Regions from separate parts of the Homo sapiens genome. Here regions 1 and 2 are each linked to region 3. Evidence: read pairs that join two places in POLR2A ChIA-PET (ENCODE). Cell type or tissue: Panc1. All regions are shown on one strand. Region 1 has its middle 81 kb from the start of SCAF8. Region 2 has its middle 100 kb from the start of CNKSR3. Region 3 has its middle 44 kb from the start of CNKSR3.

Region 1 (2,500 bases), 98 kb before region 3:
ATCCTTGAACATTAGGGGAGTTTCCAGGATTGTTTTGATTTCCTTTCCCTGAATCTCCCTCCTACCCAGGCTCTCCTCCACTTTTAAATCAAAACCAATTAAAAATCTACTAAAAATCATTACCAATTAAAAATCAAAACCTATTAAAAATCAAAACCAAACAAAAATGACAATAGGATTACACATCACAAAACCAGAAAGTCTTAACGAGCCCACAGTTATCATCTTAAAATCAAACACACACATGCACTCAATCCATGTAACATTCCTGTCACATCCTTTGAGACTTCAAAACTCGAGACTAGCAACATAAATTCCAAAAGCTTCTTTTGGCAAGCAGACACCAAACATGCATTTTCTAGCTCCGAGAGAAAGAAATGAGAAGCAGTGTTTTTCTTTTCTGTGTTCAGAGTTGCTGGGGCTATTCTTCTGCCCCCTGCTCTGGTTCCCAGGGCTGGGCCATGCTTCCAGCTCCTGTGTTGTGCTGGCCTGGCCAGGGCTTTTGGCTATTGCTACAGTCACCTGCTTCTGGACTGTGAAGGTAGCAGTTTGCAGAATGTGATTCAGGCTCCCCTTTCCCAAAGTACTGTTCTTCCTCCTTATCTGTTCCCAAACCAGAACCATTTGATTCTTGATTAGTGATATAGGTGGAGGCAGAAGGCCCCACAGGTGACAGGTCAGGCCTTTATTAGCATACATGATTTTATCAGGCCAGTTGACTGGCAAGTTGATAAATACAGAAAGCCACATCCTGAGGTGTAAAGATATAAAGGACTGTAGAGAAAATAACAAATGTCAGTTGACTTCAGGCACCTCAATTAGAATCAAAGAAAAGGAAGGGGCTGGACATGGTGGCTCACTCATGCTTGTAATACCAGAAGTTCAGGAGGCCAAGGCAAGGGGATTGCTTGAGCCCAGCAGAAGTTTGAGGTCAGCCTGGACAACACAGTGAGACTCCATCTCTTTAAAAAAAAAAAGCCAGGTGCAGGGGCACCTGCTTGTAGTCTCAGCTACTCTGGAGGCTGAGGTGGGAGGATTGCTTGGCCATGTGAGATCATGGCTGTAGTGATTTATGACTGTGCCATTGCACTTCAGCCTGCACGACAGAGACCCTGTCACAGAAAAAAAAAAAAAAAAAAAGGCACCCAGAGGAAGAGAGAGATGTCTGGAGGAGAGAGAATGAAGCTTACAATTTTGCCTTGACCTGACATCTCCTATAAGTTGTATCGACTAGTTTCTGATTCTCTAAATAGAGATGAGGAAAATTAAAAAGAGAAAATAAAAAGCAGAAACTGTAGACCAGCGTCAAAAACAATTTGACTCAAAAAAACCGTAAGATACTATAATCTGTGTTGCCTCACAACAAATATCCATAAACAAGTGATCCCTCTAATAAAGTCACTCAACTGTTTAACTGTTTTTTTTTTTTTTAAGATGTAACATCACTTTAGAAACTGACAAGCCTCAGAGTGAGGCAAAGCAACTGTTATTAACATTTCCTAATCCACACGTTTATGGTCAATTGATTTTTGACAAAGGTGACAAGAACACACAATGGGGAAAGGATAGTCTCTTCAACAAATGGTGTTGGAACAACTGGATATCCAGAGGCAGAAAAACTAAATTAGCCCTTTGTCTCACACCATATACAAAAATTAACTCAAAATGGATTAAAGTCCTAACTGTAAGACCTGAAACTGTAAAACTAGTAGAAGAAAACACAGGAGAAAAGCTCCATGACATTGGTCTGGCCAATAATTTTTTTTGGATATGACTCCCCAGAAGCACAGGTAACAAAACCAAATGTAGACCACTGGGATTGTAATTTAGCTTGTAATCAAACTAAAAAGCTTCTGCACAGCCAAGGAAACTATCAAGAGTGAAGAGACAACCTACAGAATGGTCAAAAACATTTGAAAAGCATACATGTGATGAGGGGTCAATATCCAAACTATATAAGGAACTCAAACAACTCAATGGTAGGAAAACAAATAACCCAATTAAAAGAAGGGCAAAGCATCTGAATAGACATTTCTTAAAAGAAGATATACGAATGACCAATACGTACACAGAAAAATGCTCAACATCACTAATCATCAGAGCAATGTGAATTGAAACCACAATGAGATATCATCTCTTACCTGTTAGAACAGGTATAATAAAAAAGACAGAAGATAACAAGTGTTAGAGAGGATATGGAGAAAAGGGAACCCTTGTACACTGTTAATGGGGAGGTAAATTAGTATAGCCATTATGGAAAGCAGTATGGAGATTCCTCAAAATTATAATTACCTTAAAAATAGAATGATGATCTAGCAATCCCCCTACTGAGTATGTATGCAAAATAAATGAAATCAGTGTGTTGAAGTGATAGCTGTATTCCCATGTTCATTGTAGCACTATTCACAATAGCCAAGATATGGGATCAATCTAAGTTTAAATCAATTTTTAAAATGCGGTATATGGAGGTGATATGGTTTGGCTGTGTCCCCACCCAAAT
Region 2 (2,500 bases), 58 kb before region 3:
TGCCCTTGTCCACGCAGCACGTCGTTTTGAGGTTCTGATAGCTTGTCCAACCTCCTGGCACTTCACTGGCCCCACTTGTGTTTTACTATTTTACTGATGAGGAAATAGAGGCTCAGAAGTTTGCATAACTCTCCCGAGGTCACACAGTTAGACCGTGGGATGCTCTTGAGTCTGGGTTTGTTTAACTCCAGATGCCATGTGTCTTTCACTGCATCATATCCACCCATAATCCTGTGCCCGGATGTTTTACCAAATGGTGGAAATGACACATCTATCCACATGAAACAACTCTATCCAGATATTGAGTTGAGAGAAACAAAGTGAGTCAAGATTGAAGTGGATATGATTAAAAGAAGGTAGGATTGCAAGCCACTCGATTTGAATTCCAGGGCAGCTATGTGGTCCTAGACAAGTCACCTAACTTCACTGGCCTCAGTCCCTCATTTGGTAATTAAGGGTGTGAGCAATAGAGTAGAAGTTCCAGTGCTAACATTTCTGATTCTGGTTGAGGAAGCTGGAAGGAAAGCCATATGAACTTGGTCTTAAAGGGAGAAGTGAAGGAATGGCTGACGGACAGTCCGGATTGAGGGAGTAAAGTAAGCAAAGGCTCAGAGATGAGTTCAGACACACTATATTCCTGGGACTGTGATAGATCTCATAGCATTTGTTCACAAAGTAAGTTAGTGTGCTTGGATAAAGGGCTAGACCTATGCCAAGTAGGAAGTATTTGGAGACACCTACATACCCCACTCATTGTTGTGGATCTCATATCTATTCCCCACCCTGCCACCCCACCATAAAAGCTTTCTTATTATCCACTCTGAGAAGGTGAATTGGAAGTTTAATAATTCTTAAGAGAAGCTTTTTCTTATTGACAAGGAAAAAGATCTAATGTGGACTAGGGATTTGGGAAACTTGTGCACATGTGCTGAGTCAGGAGGTTTGAGCTTATCTCTCCTACTATCTGGTTGGGTGTCAATTCCATTGAAGCAATAATTATGAAGGGCTGATTACACATATGACGTTATGGCTAAAAGCAGCCCACAGCCTAATGAGTCATGAGCTAAAGGACTGTGAAACTCCTAAGAGCTGTGAGCAGGAGCTATGGGAAGTGAGTGGCTAAACCAGGCCAGAGGCACCGGAGAAGACTTCCCATAGCAAGCGTCATTTGAACTGTACCTTGAAAGAAGGAAAGAGGAAGGAGGGAAAAACAAACCAGATGAAGGGAAGAGCATGAGGAAAAGCACAAAAGCATGACGTGCACAAGGTGATCAGGAAATGACAAGCCCTCTCTGACACTGCAGGATCCGCCACATGGAGGGTTGGAGAAGGCACGTCGTTGAACATGGGCTAAGGTCTCATCCTGGCTCTTCATGTTCTGAGCAAATGTTTCTGAACTGTTAAGGCACGTGAATGGCCACACCATGTCCTGTGGCGTAGCGTGGGATTCTGCAATTGTACCCAGATTGTCGTCACATTATGGTTGCAGGACAGAAAAAATGGAATAAGGCATCTGACTGAAATCAAATGGCAAACTGAGCAGGTTTATTGAGGTTAATGGGCTAAAACACAGAAGGGTGTGGAACCAAGTAGGGAAAGAACTAAAATGTGGTTTTCGTAAACACTTTGGAATAAAATTGTATTGTACAAATAAATTCAGATCCAGTCAGAATCATCAGAGATGATTCAGTAGTTCAGGAAATAAAAAAATCGATTTTTATTATGTTGTTCTATGTTGAAACCTTGTTAATTGGTCTTTAAATTAAAACTAATTAAATGGACACACCCTACTTCAAAAAAGGCACAGTTAAGTGATGGGTGTTTCTTAAAGTGGGTTTAGTACTATTGTTCTTGGACTGGAGGGTGAGGGGTGCCCCCTTATGAAAATAATTTCAATACATACTTAAAAGGTGATTCATTGTTTAAGAGTAGAAGTTTGCACATTTATATTTTTCATCTGAGGGCTCGGAAAATTATGTATTATATGTATCTAGGTTGGTGCTCATTCATTCATCAACCATTTATACCAAGTCCTTACTATCCTTGGTACTTTGCTGGTAGGAGGAAGAAAATTTCTGGGTAGAATACCATGGGGTTGCTTAAGAATCTCAATAAGAAGACCAAACAACCAAGCCGCAGTTTAAAAGTATTATGTAAGCATACGCAAATTTTAATTTTATTAAATATTTACATATGTAAATATTGGAGAAGCTGGGGCAAAAAATCGCACAGTTCCCCGAAATAAAACTCTGAGAGCTATTTTTAGCTCTTCTTTCTTCCTTCATCTGCTCCCAAACCACCCCATCCAACCCCACACTAATTCAATCTGTCACCAGTTCCTACCAAGGTTACCTCTGAAGTGTAATTGATTGGTTATTTTTTCTTCTCTTCTATCTCTGCTTTGGGCCTATTGTCTAACGGGAATTTGGTTACCTGATGAGACATATAAAGCCATTAATCTCCTTATTTGTAGACATTTCTGGGTTTGCATAAAATAGCA
Region 3 (2,500 bases):
GTATTCCATGGTGTATATGGACCACATTTTCTTTTCCAGTCTATGATTGATGGTCATTTAGGTTGATTCCATGTCTTTGCTATTGTGAATAGTGGTGCAATAAACATACATGTGCAAGTATCTTTATAATAGAATGATTTACATGCCTTTGTAAACCCACTTTTAAACGTGGAGAATGTTTTTTATTTGATGTCCTTCATAGAATCCTTACATAGCAGTAAAAAGTAGAAAACATTTAAATCTGAAGATTAATTATAAATTTTAAAACTCTGTTTTGCTGACTATATACGTGGTCAGAATATTTATATAGGCTGGGCACAGTTGTGCACGCCTGTAATCCCAGCACGTTTGGAATACCAAGGTGGGTATTGGGTGGATTGCTTGAGCTCAGGAGTTTGAGGCCAGCCTGGGCAATATGGTGAAACCCCTCTCTCAATAAAAACAAAACAAAACAAAACAAACTACTTATAGAGCAGTTTCTGCTCGTATGAAAGAAAGACAAGTAACAAAATCTTGTCTCTTTCCCAGAAAATAATGATAATTATAGGAACTGCCAGTTTAAACCCTAGAAGAAATTTTATAAGGACATGCACCTCCCCTCTCAGGTTCCAGGAGAACACTTTTTGGGTAGTGCCAGGCCTAGGGGTGGGATGGGTTTCCCAGGGTGCCCCAGCTATGCCTGAAGAATTCAGGAATGTTAGATTACACTCAGTTACCAAAACAGTCCTGTGTCAGCTAGGCCTGTGCAGAAAGGTGAATGAATGCTTGTGCTTTGGAATTCCCCCCCACCCCCACCCCACCCACCAGCCTTCTCTCTCGCTCAGTAATAAAACAGAGCTCATGCTTGCTATGGGTGTTATTGCTCTTCAGGATTACACATTAATCCATACTGTGTAATTACTTTACAGCAACTTTGTTCTCTTAATTGTGCTGAGGCATCTGAGGAATTTGACATTGCCGTGGTGAGGTTGGCATTTGTTTATACCAACAACACACACCATTAAGAAGCTTAAGCTAGCAAAAGCCTAATGCATTAGAGATGCCATGGCTCAAATATGAAATCATATCACGTAGCGTAGCTTAACCCGGGCACCAAGCTGTGATGTTTTATGAGTAAAAGGAGTCACTCCCCTTAGGCTAGGGCATGGTTAAGTTGAACACAGGAATGACATCATCTTGACTTTGCCTGGGCATTTGGCCGTGTATATCCTGTACGCTGCATCTTTAATAATGGGAAAAGTCATCCTGTGTCTTTCACCATGAGAAAGACAAGAAGTCAGGCTTAAATTGAATTAAATACAAATCATCTTCAAAATCTGAAAACTGTGCCTCACAGAATTGGACTAAAAATAGCCTTTATCTGAACCAGTGCAGAGAAGATCTGTGATTGTCCACATTTCCCCCATCCTTTAGCTCCGGATGACACTGTAGAGACCACTGAATGTGGTGCTTGTGGGACAAAGGGTGGGGCTGAAGCGTAGCTCCCCAAAGCCTCTGCAGAGATAGCATGGGAGTGAGGAGGAGGGCTCTGCAGGTGGACCTGTGGCTGTGAAGTTAAAACATTGACCCTCCGTGGATCACAAAAAATGCAGTACTGCTGTTTCCCATGTGCACTTTGCTCAGTAAAGTAAGGTCAGGGCGCAGGGAAGAAACTCGAAGGGGAGGCAGAACCCCAGAGCTAATCCTGACTCACTGTTAACTGGCTCTATGGCATTGGGCATGAAATGGAACCATTTGGGAAGTTTCAAAACATACGGATTTGCACCTTTAAAAAATAAATTGCACAGTACTCTCTTTCCAGAGACGTTAAGATAATGGGAAAACAACTGCTCCTGGGAATGGAGAGATGAGGATCTGAATCTTGGCTCTGTGATGGAATTTCTGAATTGCCCAGGCAAGTTACTTACCTCTTAGGGCTTCCATTTCTTCACTCTTAAATAATGCCAGCGACCTCATAGATTTAGTTCTGAATTAATGAGATGATATTCGTAGTGCAACTGGATCATTGCCTAACGTTTTAGTCCACTTGTGCTGCTATAACAAAATATCATAGACTGGGCGGCTTGAACAACAGATACTTATTTCTCACAATTCTAGAGGCTCATAAGTCTAAGATCAAGCTGCTAGCAAATTCGGTTTCTAGTGAGGGCCGGCTTCCTGGCCGGTAGACAGCCACCCTCCTTGCGGTGTCCTTACACGGACTCTTCTCTGTGTGTGCTCATGGAAAGGTGATCACTGTCTTCCTCTTTGTAGAAGGGCACTAATCCCATCAAGGAGCTCCACTTTGATAACGAAATCTAAACTTAATTACCTCCCAAAGGCCCCACCTCCAAATACTATCACATTCGGGATAAGGGTGTCAATACACTGTTTTTTTCTTTTAGATGGAGTCTTGCTCTGTTGCCCAGGCTGGAGTGCAGTGGTGCCATCTCAGCTCACTGCAGCCTCCACCTCCCCGGTTTAAGCGATTCTCCTGCCTCAGCCTTGAGAGTAGCTGGGA

What was found. ChIA-PET counts read pairs that join two places held together with the same protein. Peaks named below come from ENCODE experiments on the same cell type or tissue, not always from the same donor. Only the 100,000 strongest peaks of a DNase experiment are listed, where the experiment ranks them.
Region 1: POLR2A ChIA-PET joins it to region 3 with 11 read pairs; 3 of 35 experiments call an interaction of 5 or more read pairs at or near these places.
Region 2: POLR2A ChIA-PET joins it to region 3 with 12 read pairs; 3 of 35 experiments call an interaction of 5 or more read pairs at or near these places.

Annotation. Positions count from the first base shown.
Region 1 is chr6:154,651,471-154,653,970 of GRCh38, reverse strand. No RefSeq gene overlaps it. Among named protein-coding and RNA genes, the nearest start is that of SCAF8, 81 kb to the left of the region's middle. In Panc1, no CTCF peak of the experiment used is centred here; no DNase peak of the experiment used is centred here.
Region 2 is chr6:154,612,050-154,614,549 of GRCh38, reverse strand. No RefSeq gene overlaps it. Among named protein-coding and RNA genes, the nearest start is that of CNKSR3, 100 kb to the right of the region's middle. In Panc1, no CTCF peak of the experiment used is centred here; no DNase peak of the experiment used is centred here; H3K27ac peaks cover 381 bases.
Region 3 is chr6:154,553,789-154,556,288 of GRCh38, reverse strand. No RefSeq gene overlaps it. Among named protein-coding and RNA genes, the nearest start is that of CNKSR3, 44 kb to the right of the region's middle. In Panc1, no CTCF peak of the experiment used is centred here; a DNase peak (open chromatin) is centred at 1,118; H3K4me3 peaks cover 197 bases; H3K27ac peaks cover 2,033 bases.